Regions from separate parts of the Homo sapiens genome. Here region 2 is linked to region 1. A link is a loop called in an ENCODE intact Hi-C map of the cell type or tissue named here. Cell type or tissue: Caco-2. All regions are shown on one strand. Region 1 overlaps FTO (FTO alpha-ketoglutarate dependent dioxygenase). Region 2 overlaps FTO (FTO alpha-ketoglutarate dependent dioxygenase).

What was found. Peaks named below come from ENCODE experiments on the same cell type or tissue, not always from the same donor. Only the 100,000 strongest peaks of a DNase experiment are listed, where the experiment ranks them.
Region 2: a loop joins it to region 1, with 4 times the contacts of the local background. A loop is called at or near these places in 4 of 110 quality-filtered maps.

What each region holds. Positions count from the first base shown.
Region 1 is chr16:53,879,441-53,887,440 of GRCh38, reverse strand. It overlaps FTO (FTO alpha-ketoglutarate dependent dioxygenase), which reads right to left. Exons shown (of 9, transcript NM_001080432.3): 6 at 7,454-7,597. Among named protein-coding and RNA genes, the nearest start is that of FTO-IT1, 160 kb to the left of the region's middle. RefSeq lists an enhancer at 5,670-5,964. In Caco-2, a CTCF peak has its summit at 4,927; a DNase peak (open chromatin) is centred at 5,860.
Region 2 is chr16:53,809,817-53,817,816 of GRCh38, reverse strand. FTO (FTO alpha-ketoglutarate dependent dioxygenase) reads right to left here. Exons shown (of 9, transcript NM_001080432.3): 2 at 7,600-7,677. Among named protein-coding and RNA genes, the nearest start is that of FTO, 110 kb to the right of the region's middle. In Caco-2, no CTCF peak of the experiment used is centred here; DNase peaks (open chromatin) are centred at 4,246 and 4,726; H3K27me3 peaks cover 119 bases.

The DNA of each region.
Region 1 (8,000 bases):
ATGTGGTCTGAGGAGGCTCCAGCTCCAATGCCAGGGGTGGAATATGCAACCCAGGTCTAAGCCAATCAGCCCACTAGATTCTCTAGTCACAGAACTAGGATTGAGAGGAATAGGAATATGTCCCATCAGAATGAGTCTCAAGACTATCAGAAACTACAGGAAGAAGACTCTGCAGCTATTTTGCCAGCAATGGGAAGAATGGAGCCAACATAGTAGGGGTAGCTGCAAGATGAAAAGACAAAAACCACATCCTGATGACATCAACTGACCCTTGATCGAACTATTCCTGAAGCTGTTCTTACTTAAGCTAGTTCAGGTTGAACGTTTTGCCCCTTGCAACTAAAATAATCCCAACATATTTAGATGAGAGGCTGAGTTAACCTATGGAAATATATAAAATTGTTTTCTATCCATTTTCTAAGTCTTCTATCATTCATCAACTTGAAAATCAAGGTACAATGCTACCGATCTTAAATACTCTTTTTACCACTGCCCGCTAAAGAAACGTGGAGCCACCACAGCTTCAGGCTGGATTGTCTGGCTTTGCTAAGGTGATCATGTTCCATATATAGACATGGAGCTATTATAATCTTCACCTGTTACCGCAAAGAATTTTTTTGTGTGTTTATCCATATTGAACTTTCATGAGGCAAACAAAAGCAACTTGTGAAGATTTAACGATGGTGGAAATGGCTCAAATAAGTAACCTGAGAATACCAAGTTGTATGAAAAGGTTTTAGTTTACATTAACTAAATGTTTGTTTGCTATGTAGGACTGATTTCAGTTAAAGTTGTTTAAACAAAACAAAACAAAACAAAAAAGGAATGTAGACAATATTAAAACAACAGTTGCTAAAACTTATCTGTGCTATTAAAAGACAGTGGTTAACAGATGTAACCTTGAGTACTTTGAAAGAAGAATTAATACAAGTGTGGTTCAACTTCTGTGAAGATACTGGTTTAACAACATACTTACTTCAAGAAAAAAATGAGTTCTTTTTGATGGATTTCACATAAAATTTGTTCACACTATGGAAAGAGCCTGTTAGCAAAACATCAAGCCCTATGTTAGAAAGAGTTGAAAAGGTTTAAAAGATTTTCCAGTCTTTGGGCTGGTTATGCCTGTTGAAGAGGACAGAATGGATAAGGCTCGCCAACCATGGTGACTCTGGAAATAGATTATCATATGTAATTAGTTTATCCAGTCTATCAGGGTACACTAGAAACTGGATTTCAGTAAATTAAAACTTGGAAGCAAGGAGAAGGCTATATCTAGGGGCTCTGCTATTGGACAAGAGAGCAAAGAGAGAGCCCTGGCTATTTTAATAAATAATGCCTTCATCTTCCCTTGGATGCCCAACCATGTTTTGAGGCAGATAGTATCATGGTTAAAAATAAGGGCTCTGACCTATAATCCCAGCACTTTAAGAGGCCATGGCAGGAGAATCACTTGAGCCCAGGAGTTTGAAACTAGCCTGGGCAACATAGTGAGACCTCATCTCTACAAAATAAACAAATAAACAAAGTTAGATGGTTGTGGTGGCACGCGCCTGTGCTCCCAGCTACTTAGATGGCTGAGGCAGGAGGATCACTTGAGCCAGGAGGTCCAGGCTGCAGTGAGCCATGATCGCGCCACTAAACTCCAGTCTGGGCAACACAGTGAGGCCATGTCTCTAAAAGAAAAAAGGAATATGGGTTCTGGAGTCAGTTCAAAAGTGGGTACCACTACAGAATAGCTATGTCATCTGTAAGACAGAAACAATTACTGCCTACTATCTGTTAGGCACTTGCTAGATGTCAAGAATGCATACTAAACAAGACCACAAGGCTTTGGACTTCCTGTCCTCAAGCATCTCACAATCTTACCAATTTTCTGACCAGGAAAAGTTTTAATGTCCTTGTCAATTCATGCCCACCCTTTCCCACTAATGCCAGTCAGAAACGTTCAACAGCACTGAAGACCTTCTCCCAACACAATTTTATTCATGAGTTGAAGTACTGCCCATGAGATACAATCTCTGGACATCAAGTCCACTGGCATGCCTTCTATTCAACTCCATGACCTGACTTTTTCATTTCAATGTTGTGGGTAAAAACTATTACAGGATTTTAATCAAATGCCACGTTTACCAGTTTCCCCACTGCCAAGAGAAAGAAGTAGCTGACTCTCTCCTTAAACTTAATTAAGAAGGCAAAAAAAATCTCCACCTGCTTGATTCAGAGTCTGAGGTAATAAACTCTGGAAATTAGGAAGGAAAGCTACAGCATGGACACTGCACAAAACCAAAGAGTCAGAACGCAAAATACAGTGAGTCCTTATTACTTTGGGGCTAAAAAACCAAACAAACATCAATGTCTAACCATATTGACTGACTGATGAAGTGGTAACCATGACAGGAGTTGGGTCTTCCTCCCTTCTCCAGAGTTGTAGGCCGCCAAAGGATGCTCATAGCTAACACAGCAGAAATAAGAGGCAAGCCGTCAGGAGGACAAATGCTGACTTGGGGCCAAGGAACATTCCACGGGTGACACATCCCTGAAGACCTCAATAGCAGGGAAACAACCTGCAGGAGCTCTCAGGGTTCTCTCAAAGTTTTCATGATACTTACAAACCAAACTCCCTGATTTTGAACATGCACTTAATGGAAATAAGCCTAGAAGAGGAGAAAGAAATGGAATCAACCCACATATCTGGACTTCAGTCATTGGGCACTTAGGCATTGGAGAGCAAAGCTAATAAGACTTCAAAAGAATATTTCTGAGCCACTTTATCACCATATAGTTGTAAATCATATCCATCATTCCAACGGGTCAGCAAACGTCACCTACTTTTCTTCTACCAAGTTTATTTAGGCTCTTGATTTGGTCCCAAGTCAGCCATAGAGCTCCCTTATGAGATGTGTGACTGCGCCCCTTGGGATTAATGTCTCACTGTAATAACGGAAAGAAGTTACTTCACTGAGAAAGAAATTAGACCAGGAAGACATGGTAAGGCTCTGCCTACAAAGAGATACCCTATGAAGGCCCTTTTGCAGTAGTTATAAGGAAGCCACAGGTCTGATCAGAAGAAAATGAGAGCCAAACAATACCATCAAACATTCCATTCTTCTAGGGGACATTTACTAAGAGAAGAGGCTGAATTCCACATTTTACTATCTTTAAAAAGGAAAGTGGGCCATTTAATAACATGGAAGAAGATTCTGCTTATAATTAAACAAGAACCTTTCCTAAGCATCTTAAATTGGAAAAACTATCTCCCATAAGGTACTCCAAAACATATGCCCAAACTTCCGAAACTGCTTAGTTAGAAACCATCCTAGACAAGGAAAACAAACCACTTTTCAACCCACACAGACTGAGAGCTTGCAGTATGTAAAACCAAGGGCTTCATCCTGTGATTTGTCCAGAAAAGACACATGGCCTTGCAGAAAGAGGCAAGCAAGAAAGAAACTGGGAGAACTCTTACAGACACGTGGGCTTTCATTGAACAACAGGACAAAGTAGAGAGCGAGCATGCAACTGCTAAATCCCAGGCCAACTTGTATGGCAAAAGAACAATATCTGACAATGTGCCCTGACATATGGAATTAATTGTGAAAGTAAGGAGATGACCTTGAAGAATCAGAGATTGGGGGGATGGTGAAGACTGGCACACACGCTATTTAAATTCAAGATCAATCTCTCTATTCAACCCCAGGGGGCCGAGGTTTCTGATACAGTACATCTCTGCCCCACCTCCCTAACACATAATATCAAAAGCAGCCAGTCACTTTCTGAAGCAGACAAATTTGTTTTTTTTTTTTTGTTTTTTTTTTTTTGAGATAGAGTTTCGCCCTTGTTGCCCAGGCTGGAGTGCAATGGCACAATCTCGGCTCACTGCAACTTCTGCCTCCCGGGTTCAAGCGATTCTCCTGCCTCAGCCTCCCAAGTAGCTGGGATTACAGGCGCCCGCCACCACACCTGGCTAACTTTTTGTATTTTTAGTAGAAACGGGGTTTCACCATGTTGGCCAGGCTGGTCTCGAACTCCTGACCTCAGGTGATCCACCGCCTCGGCCTCCCAAAGTGCTGGGATTACACGCGTGAGCCACCGCACCCAGCCTGAAGCAGACAGACTTAGATGACGATATTCTGTTATATACACAGTGTGATTTTACAGATTTCTCCCATCCATTGATGGTAAAAAACATCACAGTCAGTCACAAGAGATGAGAAAGGATAGGGAAATACAACAGCCCATATGCATGTTAAAGAAAGCACCCATTCTGCTAGTCTGACACTGAAAATTGTGAGATTTTTTGCGAAGGAAATAACTACATTTTGAGATTAGAATTTCTATACTATAAATATGGAGAAAGACATAACTTTGCTCTAATTCAGGGAGGTCATCAGGCCCATAAATGTATTCTTTCCTGAAGTTCTGGCTATCAGCAATGTCTCCAGCAGGGACTAATAAGAGAGAAAGTAGAACACCCATCAGGCACAATGAAGGGCAGCAAGTCAGACTTGAGCTCAGCATCAAAAGTGGTTACTACTCCCCTGAAAGGCAGAATTGCTTCCCCTGTGGTTCTGGAGATTATGACAATGTTTCACAAAGTGTGGAGCAGCTCACAAGATATTAAATAACTTATAAAGGCATTGAAAAGATATTATATGTTGCCATGGGAGACGACATTATTTCTCCTTTTGCTCAAAACTCTTCAATGGGTCCCCATTTCCTGCAGAGTAAAAAGGAAAGGCCTTGTCCTTACAAGGGCCTCCAAGGACCTATACAATCTGCTGCTCCCCAGTCTCATGGAACTACCTCTATGACCTCTTCTCCTACAAGTAGCAGCCTTACTCCCTTCACTCAAACATACTGTTCCTGGACTGTTCCACGGACTCCAGGCATTCCCCCACCACACAGCCTTTGCAGTGGCTGCTCCTTATGCCCAAAATGCAATTCCCCAGATATCCACATGGCTGTTTCTCATGTCCTTCAATTCTCTGCTCAAAGGACATCTTTTCAACAGGGAGGCTCTCTAGTTCTCTCAATTTCTATCATCTTGCTCTGTTTTTTTTTTTTTTTCCTGTAGCACTTATCAACTTCTAACATACTGTATAATTTACCAGTGTGTTAAGTGTATTACTTACCATCATCTCCCTGTACTAGAATGTCTATTTTATTTACCAATATATTCTAAAGCGCCCAGAAGAGTGTCTGGCACGTGCTCAGTAATTAATTATAGAAAGGATGCATGAGAACATTTTTTAACTCCAAATTCCCCATCAATCCTTCTTATTATATCAAAAAGAAAGTCTCAGATTGGTGAATGAACTTCAGTTCTCAACCACATTTTAGTGTCTCCTTTTTTTCTTTTAATGGTTTTTTTTGAGGTATAATTTATCAGCCATAAAATTCACACATTGTAAGTGCAGAATCCAATAATTATTAGAAAATGTATAAAGCTGTGCAACCATTACCACTAATCTCCCTTCTTAACATGAAGAAAGGAAACTTGAGGCTCAGAGCCTCCTCCAGACAAGAATATCTGCTGGAATGTAATAACATTACTCTGTTTTCATTGGATCTATTTTTCTGGATACTTTTTCTTTTGGCTAATGATACTGGATTTCCACTTAAAGTAGCAATATAAAGCTCCCTTTTTAAAGAAATGTATACATGTTAAAAAAGAGTTGATTTAAAGTAAAATATTAAGTAACTAAACAATGTATGTAGTCCAAAGATAAAGCAAATATTGAGAGGGTATTAGTGGGAAAAGTAGAGTTTGCGAAACTTTGACCCATGGGATCCAGACCTGCTGGTCTCACAGACTGCAGAATTGCAACTGATTTCATCAGTGAAAAGCAAGGCAGTGACACTTGCTCCCAGGGCCTACCCTCAATTCCCAGCAGTCTTTGCTGGGAGACTATTCTTCATGAGTCTCTTGTGCTTCTGCGTGTCTTGTGAGTAAGCAATGACTGTCCTGTGTTACAGACTCTCATTGCAAGGATGTTTACATAGCAACAACCTTGACAGAGAGAGTTTCTCCCTCTAGAACAAAGGGCAGGTGTGCATATAGGCTTGGAAGATGAAGACAGTGTCTTGACCTACAGCAAAAGACAGGCATGCTTACTATCCTTTGAAAAAGACTAGGTTCCCATAGCTCATGGTTCCTCTCCTATAATGTAACTCCTCAATATGTACATGTTATCTAGCCTCCTTTGCATTGCCCTATAGAAACAGAAGCTGGGAGAATGCTATGGTCTGTATGTGTATGTCCCTCCAAAATTCTTTTTTATTTTATTTTTATTTATTTATTTATTTATTTATTTATTTTGAGACGGAGTCTCACTCTGTTGCCCAGGCTGGAGTGCAGTCACGCGATCTTGGCTCACTGCAAGCTCCGCCTCGCAGGTTCATGCCATTCTCCTGCTTCAGCCTCCCGAGTAACTGGTACTACAGGCACCCGCCACCATGCCCAGCTAATTTTTTGTATTTTTTTTTTTTTTTTTTTTTTTTTTAGTAGAGACGGGGTTTCACTGTGTTAGCCAGGATGGTCTCGATCTTTTGATCGTGATCCGCCTGCCTCAGCCTCCCAAAGTGCTGGGATTATAGGCGTGAGCCACCACACCCGGCCATGTCCCTCCAAAATTCTTATGTTGAAATCCTAACATCCGAGGCAATGGCATTAAGAGGTGGGGCTTTTCAGAGGTGAGAGATCACGAAGCTCTGCTTTCATAAAAGACTTTAGTAGCCTTATAAAAGAGACCACAGGGAGCTTGCCTGGCCCTTGCACCGTCTAAGGAAAGTGAGAGGGTGCCATCTATGAATCACGAAACAAGTCTTCAGCAGACATCAAATCTTGAACTTGATGCCATCTGATCTTGAACTTGCTACCTTCCAGAACAGTGAGGATAAATTTCTGTTGTTTAGAAGCAACTTGGTTTATGCAATTTTGTTACTGCAGCCTGAACAGAATAAGTTCGTGAACTAACACAAAAATACGGAGACTCTGGTGACTGCTATTGATATACGTAATAACCTGTCCTCCATCTGTGACCTAAGAGTCTCACGTCTTATAACAATATGAAATTGTGGCAGATTAACTTGTTAGCTTGCAAGTAGGGTAGAATCTCAGATCTTTCACAATTCTTGAAAGTCTTGCCAGGCACAGTGGCTCATGACTGTAATCCCAGCACTTCAGGAGGCTGAGGCGGGCAGATCACTTGAGGTCAGGAGTTCGAGACCAGCCTGGCCAACGTGGTGAAACCTCGTCTCTACTAAAAATATCAAAATCAGCCAGGAGTGGTGGCGCATGCACCTGTAGTCCCACCTATTCGGGAGCTTGAGACAGGAGGATCACTTGAACCTGGGAGATGGAGGTTGTAGTGAGCCGAGGTCATGCCGCTGCACTCCAGCCTGGGTGACAGAGCGAGACTCCATCTCAAAAAAAAAAAAAGAAAGTCCTTACCTCATTATGAATTTCTTCTCCTTGTTTCAAAACTGCAGGCTCAAAGGATTTCAAAGAGACATCATCATTGTCCACATCGTCACAGACATTCTGCAGAGCCAACTGACAGCGTTGTAAAATATAATCCAAGGTTCCTGTTGAGCACTGTTGAGACAGAACCAGCAATCACAATTATGGGCAAAATCTAAGTTTACTCTACCATCCTTCCTAGGATTGTTCATATTTGTCCCTGGCTGTGAATTCACCTGTTGCCCCATGGCTCAGTCTATACTCCTTTTTTTTTTTTTTTTTTTTTTAATTTTGAGATAGGGTCTTGCTGTGTCACCCAAGCTGGAGTATAGTGGTGTAATAATGTTTCACTGCAGCCTCAACCTCTGGGGCTCATGCAATCCTCCCACCTCACCTTCCTGAATAGCTGGTACCACAGGCAGGCACTACTCTGCCCAGCTAATTTTTCTAAATTTTTATTTTGTAGAGAGAGACAGGATCTTGCTATATTATCCAAGCTGGTCTCAAACTCCTGGGTTCAGGCAGTCCTCCCACTTCA
Region 2 (8,000 bases), 70 kb after region 1:
TGTCAATGGCTGAAAGATGTGGAAAGCTAAGCTCTCTGGAGATCAGGCTTCATTTTCTGTCTATTTTAAGCCATTATATAAAAATTCTACCTTTTCCTCCCATATCAAGAGATGCTTCTGAAAGATTTCATCACACAGGGAAGTCAGATATGGTTTTTAAACAAGTAAGATACCAGTTTACCAGAGGCTCACTTAAATGAAGCCCAGTGGAACTCAACCTTGGGTAGAGAGAAAAAAAAAATTTAAATATTCAAGTAACTTGGGAAATACCCTTCACTTAGAAGTACTAGAATATTCTGATTTTAGAGGACTGTATTTCTAATCTAGCTGTTAATAGATTTTGCTCCTAACACTTTCTATTTTGCACTCAGCAATTTGCACCCTATCACTCATTTTCTATATAATTTTTGTTGTAAAATGCTTGCGACTTGGCAGCCATCCGATGACTAACGGGCTAAACACTCGTCTGACCCAGACTCTGCCTGCATGATGCAAACTAGAGCTCCAGAAGGGATACACTTCTGGAGTCACTGTTCAGACTCTGCCACAGCTATCACAAGACTTGAGGTAACATGTGCTTTGCTACAAAATGACACAGAGATCCTCGTTCATTCATTCATTCATTCATTCAATACTTCATTTCATTTTGTTTATTTAACATTTCTCAAATACTTCCTATGTACCAGGCACTGTATAAAGTGCCAGACATACAAGGATTAAAAGAAGATAGGTCCTATTTGACAGCATCTCATAATTTAACAGTATAAACCAAAATGGAAACCAAAAGAGAAGAATGTCCTACAATAGAAGTGTGAGTATACTGCTGTGGGAGCAGGGAATAATTGGGAAGGAAAAGCTGGAAAACCCTTAGGTACTGAATACATATGTATTGAGCACATACTATTTGCAAAGCACTTGGGTGCTGAGAATATGGAAGAGAGCGAAACGTCTATTTTCTCTCTAGAAGCTCATGTCCTAGCAAGGTGAGCCAGACAATAAGCATATAAATAAGTAAAATATACGGTATTTTAGATGATGATAAGTCTACGGGGAAAAATAAAGCCGAGAAAGTAGGATAGGGAGTGCTGGGGTAAGTATGCCTACTTTCCACAGGGTGGTAAGGGAAGGCCTCTAGATACAGTGACATCAGAGCAGAAGAAAGCAAGAAACAAGGATACAATATCTGCAGATGCCTGGGGGGATGAGAGAGTTCCAGGTTGAGGGAACATTCAGTGCAAAGGCCTTGGGGCAGGAGTGAGCTTGGTTTATTCCAGGAAGAGTAAAGTGCCAGAATAGGAAGAAAAGTGTGAGGGGGGGTGGGGAGTGGGCAGGGGCAGGAAATGAGGTGAGGGAAGCAGTTAGGAACCCAAGCATGTAGAGCTTTGTGGGTGCATGTCAGGTCCTAGGCTGATGGGAAGCTATTCAAGGGCTTTGAGCAAGAAAGTGTAATGAGCTGATTTATGTTTTCAAAGATCATTCCGGATGCTGTGTTAAACTAGACCAGGGGAAGGAGGCAGAACCAGTCAGGAGGCTGTTGCAACAGAGATGATGGCAGTTTTGGCCACGGTGTAAGAAGCAGAGGTGGTGAGAAGCAGTCAGATTTTTCATACATTTTAGAACAGAAGGGATTTTCTGAAGCCTTCACAGAACATGTAGTGTTTAAGTAAAGTCTTTAAGAGTAGATGCTCACCAGACAGAAAAGGGAAGAGAGTACTAGTGGGCACAAAGGCAAGGAAGGATAAGAGGGCACAGCAGAGTCAGGGTGGAACCAAGAACTCCCTATGACGAGAGTTTATGATTGGGCGCCATTTTAGGCCATGGGATGAGATTACACCAGAGAGGTAGTTTAGGGTCAGAAAGTCAATGGCAGCTGGGTGCAGTGGCTCACACCTGTAATCCCAGCACTTTGGGAGGCCGAGGCAGGCGGATCACTTGAGGTCAGGAGTTTGAGACCAGCCTGGCCAACAAGGCGAAACCCTGTTTCTACTAAAAATACAAAAATTGGCCAGGCATGGTGACGCGCGCCTGTAGTCCCAGCTATTCGGGAGGCTGAGGCAGGAGAATCGCTTGAACCTGGGAAGCGGAGGTTACAGTGAGCCAAGACCGCACCACTACATTCCAGTCTGGGTGACAGAGCGGGACTCTGTCTCAAAAAAAAAAAAAAAAAAAAAAAAAAAAAACAAGAAAGTCAATGGCCTTATAGGGTGGATATGCTGAGGAATTTGAACTTGATCTTGGAAGCAAAGGCGACTCAACAAAATTTATAAAACAAGGAGGTACAAGTCAGTTCTGATGGCACTGGGGAGGGCATGAGGAACGCTAATCAGGAGGATGCTAAAACTGCGGAGGCAGAAAGTGATCAATGTGGCCTACATAGTTGAGGCAGTGTCTGTGGGATGGAAAAAGAAAAAACAATTTGAGAGATTCTAAAGAGGTAAAACCACCAGGGACCCAGTGACTAAATGAGGGAAGAAAGCAATGGATAGAAGTTGAGGGTGGTGAGCTTTCTAATCTCAAGAATGGGACTAGGGGATACCGTTAGAGAAGAGGCTGAATGGGAAGAGCCTTGTAGAAAGAATCCTTATTAAAATGTAAGTGACATCCTGTCACGCTTTGCTCCAAGCCTTCTCATGCCTCCTCATCTCAGAGTAACCGCCAATGCTCTTCTTACAGAACTTACAGACTATAAGTTCTCGTATAACCGGGCCTCTCTCTCTCTCTCTCTCTCTCTCTGACCGTCTCCCCTGCTCTCACCAGCTGTCTCCCTCTGCTCCAGGTATGTTGGCCTCGGGTGCTTTTCCTGTCAAGTATACCTGAGGCTTTGCTGTTCTGTAGGCCCAGAACATTCTTCCAACAAGTATCTACATGGCTTGCTCCTACATCACCTGCCCCACAAGAAATAAGCTCAAAGAAGACACGAATCTCTTGTCAGTTTTCACAACTTCATTTCTAATGCCTAAAACAGTACCTGGCACAGAGTCGGGGAGTGAAATCCATTTGTTTAATGGAGTAAGTAACTTAATGAATATGAATCATGTTGAGTTAGATGTAGCTGGAAGACTTTCAGGTAGAGCCACTCCGTAGGCAGTTGGAAGTGGAGAGCTGGAGGTCACAGGGAGAGCTGGGATGGGGACAGAGGTCTGGAACCTTTGAGACAAGAGCAGAGTTATCTCAGAAGGATGAAGAGACACAAGGGAAGAGAGAAGCAGTATAGGACTTAAGAGTGGAGACCCAAAAGCCAACAGCCCAGACTTAAATCCTAGTCCCAACATATCCTGCACATAAGTCTTAAACAAATTTTTGAACCTCTCTGTCCCTCGGTTTCCTCATCTCTAAAATAGGGTTTTAGTAACACCTGTCTCAGAAGCATATAGCAAGATTTCAGTGAGCTCACACGTGTAATGCACTTAAAGTAGCAGCAGAACAACCTGGCACACAGCTAGCACACAATCAGTGACAGCAAGGGGGTTACTGAGGATGGTCTCATTTTCTTTGGATAAAAGGGGCTGCATTCATATTTCTGGAAGTCAGAGTTTGTTTTCTGACTATGTAATTCCTCGTTTCCTTGTGTTCCATGATGAGCTAACAGAAGTTCTCTCTGCTTTTCTGCTTTGACCCTTGGTGGTTTGGTTTTGCTTTTCTCTACGGTCCTATTAAAAGAAACTGCAAAACTTCTCTGAAGGTGTTTTGAATTGGAGCATGGTAGACCAAGAGGTGGACAATACAGCAGAAAGAGCATGGGCCTTCAGAGTCAGACAAATATGGGCTGAACTCCAGCTCTCCCACTCAGATAACTAACTTAGTCTCTCCTGATTTCCTCCTTTTTTAATCTTGTTATGAGAGGCAGGCTGAACTCCAATTCCTGGGCTCAAATGATCCTCCCACCTCAGCCTCCCAAGTAGGTGGAACTTACAGTTGTGCCTGGTTCCTCTCTTGATTTCTAAAACAGAAATACCTACCTCAAGTACCTCAAGCCTGAAGAAAAGTAGTTGCTGAATACAATGAATGAGGCTGTTGTGGGGATTGCATGTGAGAGCATGCATAAAACATGTAGCACAAAGCCTAGCACACTGTAAGGATCAATCGACAGACCCAAAATGGAAGCTGAACAGACTCCTGTGTTTATGACTGGCAGCTGGATTGGCATTCCTGTGGTGAGGGCCTGTTTAAGGGACCCAGTGTCAGGTCTGAACTTTCTATTTACTCATGTCATTAAAAAGTATTTTCACTTCATCTTTTAAGAGAAGAGGTTTACTTTTACTAAGGTTTTATTGAAGTACTAAGCCTTCCTAGAAGGTGTACTTTGGCCAGGCGCAGTGGCTCACACCTCTAATCCCAGCACTTTGGGAGGCCGAGGCAGGTGGATAATGTGAGGTCAGGAGTTTGAGACCAGCCTGGCCAACATGGTGAAACCCCATCTCTACTAAACTTACAAAAATTAGGCAGGCATGGTGGCAGGTGCCTGTAATCCCAGCTACTCAGGAGGCTGAGGCAGGAGAATCGCTTGAATCTGGGAGGCAGAGGTTGCAGTGAGCTGATATTGCACCACTGCACTCCAGCCTGGGCAACAGAGTGAGATGCTGTCTCAAAAAAAAAAAAAGAAAAGAAAAACAGCAAGGTGCACTTAGAGTGATTAGATATTAGTATCAGGGTTTGTTGCGGGCCTTGGAAAGATAACAGAGAAGTCTTGATAGTTGTTCTGTTTGCATTTGGGTTTCCTTTTATCCCTCAGTGGATGGCTGGTTCAGAGCACAGTGGGCTGATAACCTTTTGTATCTCATTCTTCCTGTACCATTTTCACACGACAAAAGCTGAAATGGCTTGGCAGTTGCTTTGTGACAATGCATGTAATCATGCACCAGAAGGCTTATAGCTATGAAAATTTAGTAAGCATTTCAGAACTAATTGCATTTTTGTGGGTTTACCTGTCTTAAGGGTACTTTTAAAAATTATTTTTTCCCTGATTGCAAAAGAATATACCTTCACTGCAGATAATCTGGAAAACTGGGAAAGTTCAAAAGAGAACACCCACCCTATCACTATGCAGTATGACATTTCTGTACACATCTGTCAAATCTTTCCAGATGCCAAATCCCTGGGGAAGTGTGTACGTGTGTAGAAGCAAAATTCAAATCATACTAAACTCATTATTATTATATATAACTGGTTTTCCAAATTAACTATTGGGTGCATGCATTGAAGCAAACTCATTCAGCACCTGATAGGTACCCGGCACTGAACGAAGTACAGAGGATAAGGGAAGCCAGCACACACAAAAATTCATTACAATTAAGTGAGATTAATGCCAGATGTGATGGCTCATGCCTGTAATCCTAGCACTTTGGGACGCCAAATCACTTGAGGTCAGGAGTTCGAGACCAGCCTGGCCAACATGGTGAAACCATGTCTCTACTAAAAATATAAAAATTAGCCAGATGCACTTGCTTGAACCCAGGAGGCAGAGGGTGCAGTGAGCTCAGATCGCGCCACTGCACTCCAGCCTGCACACAACACAGCTAGACTCTATCTCAAAAAAAAAAAAAAATTAAGTGAGATTAAGTGCTGATAAAGGTATAGATAAAGTATGAGAGGAAGCAGAGACAACTCTCTGGTTGTAGAGGTGTCAGGGAAGCTTCCTACAGGAGATGACATATGAGCTGTTACTAACAGGTAACACAGAAGTTCACCAAGGAAACAAGAGACAGGCTGGGCATGGTGGGTCATGCCTGTAACCCCAGCACTTTGTGAGCCCAAGGTGTGTGGATCGCTTGAGCTCAGGAGTTCAAGACCAGTCTGGGCAGCATGGTGAAACCCTGTCTCTACAAAAATACAAAAAATTAGCCAGGCGTGGTGGCACATGCCAGTGGTCTCAGCTACTTGGGAGGCTGAGGTGGGAGAATCGCATGGGCCCAGGGGGCAGAGGTTGCAGTGAATCCAGATTACACCACTGCATTCCAGTCTGGGTGACAGAGTGAGATCCTCTGTCAAAAAATAAAAAAAAAGAAGAGACAGATAAAGAGAAGGAGGTACGTCAGCAGAGGACGTAGCAAGAAGGCCCCAAAGATGAAACTCATAGCAAATTTAAAGTACTGCAAAAATCCAGTGTGGATAAAAGGTGTAAGAGCAGGGGAGATGAGGCTGAAAATGTAGGAGCCAGTCAATGATGTGGGATTTGAAGCAGAGGGTTGCCATGCTCAGATTTACATCTTGGTTAGAAAATACTATAGCTTCAAGGATGAAGGGGGGCAAAGAGGAAAACTAGACAGACCTATAAGAGGACTGACAGTGAAGAGGAAAGATGGTGCAGATCAAATGGGAATGGAGATAAGAGACAGTGGCCTAGAAATAATATTGAGCTAGAAGTCACAGAAATCATATTGACCTGGATTCTAGATGGGTAAAGTCCTTCCTTCCTCTCTTCCTTCCTTGGTTACTGATGGTCAGCTATGTACATGCAGGTGCTAGAGATACAAAGATGCTGTGACCTAATTCCTATTCTGATTTTCACGGCAACCCTCTGCTTCAAGACTTCACATTGTAGTAGGAAAAAAGAGGTGAAAATTTATTATTTTTACATGCCCAGAGGGCCTACTCTTCCTTCTTTGGAAACAGGACTCTGATTTTCCTTTGGGAGAGCCACCCATGTCTAACTCACATAGTGCATACAGTTTGGTGGGAGTACTCTCACTCCAACCCCACTCCAAGAGTAGGTGCATGAACTAGGCTGGGCAAACAGGAGCATTTGACTCTCCTGAACATGATGACTAGTTCAGTAATAAGCACATGACTCCAACCAGGCCAACAGGATTACTTCCTGGATAATTTGATGGAACCAGGGAAAAAGAACTCACTAACTTTTTCTAAGATCCCAGATGCCAAAGGCCACATACCCCTTGGGCTGTCAGAGTCCTGCTATGCTCTCAGATGAGAGCCTATTGAGCATGAGATCACACTGAGGAAAGCTAAGCCAAGAAAAATAGGAAAAAACAGTGATCGGGTGACATCTTTTGTAAAGTTGGATTTAGCCATGTACTCCTAGACTTCTAAGGCAAGTCAATAAATTCCCCTTATTTTTTGCCACTGTGAGTTTGATTTGGGTTTTTGTCATTTGTAATTGAAACAGTGGTGTCTAATTCAGAGACAGAGACACGGAATTCTGTAATTGCAATACCATGTGCTAGGTGGTATAGAGTTATTTACCGGGAGTGCAATCAACTTGACTTGTAGGTAGGGTAAGCTGGGAAAATGTTCACAAAGGAGGTGATGTTTAACTGAACTCTTGAAGAATTAGCCATCTGCAACAGGATAAGGAGCAAAAGGAAGGAGGAGGAGCTAGGCAGAAGAAACAGCATGAGCAGAGGCAAGGAAGTGTGGAATGTCCGAGGAAATAAAAACAGTCACTATGCTAAAGCATTAAATTCACAGCAAAAAGCCGATTCTGAAGAAATGTACATGCTCTGTAGGCCATGAGAAGTCATGGGTGATCTAATTTGACCTTTTCACCTGTCATTTAACCTCTCTAGCCCAGCTTCCTCATAGGTAAAATAAGGTTGATCAGAACACATCACTGAAACTGATAAAAATATTAAAATACCTTACCTGCTGATAGAATTCATCATCTTTGGGGGTCAGATAAGGGAGCCAAGTGTCTTCAAGCTCTTCAAGAAGCCTCAGTTTCTGTTTGAAAATAATAATTACATATAAGTGAATATGCAATAACCCAAAGTAAGACACTCTCTTATTTTTCCAATAAGAGAATACAAACAAATTTTAGCCAACTTTGAATTTATAATCTTTTAGAGATAGAAATTAGTCAAATCTCAATTATAAAATATATTAATTAAATTACATACATCTTTTTTTTTCTTTTCTTTTAGAGACAGAGTCTCGCTCTGTCACCTTGGCTGGAATACAGTGGTGTGATCACAACTCACTATAACATCAAACTCCTGGGCTCAAGTGATCCTCCCATCTCATCCTCCCAAGTAGCTGGGACTACA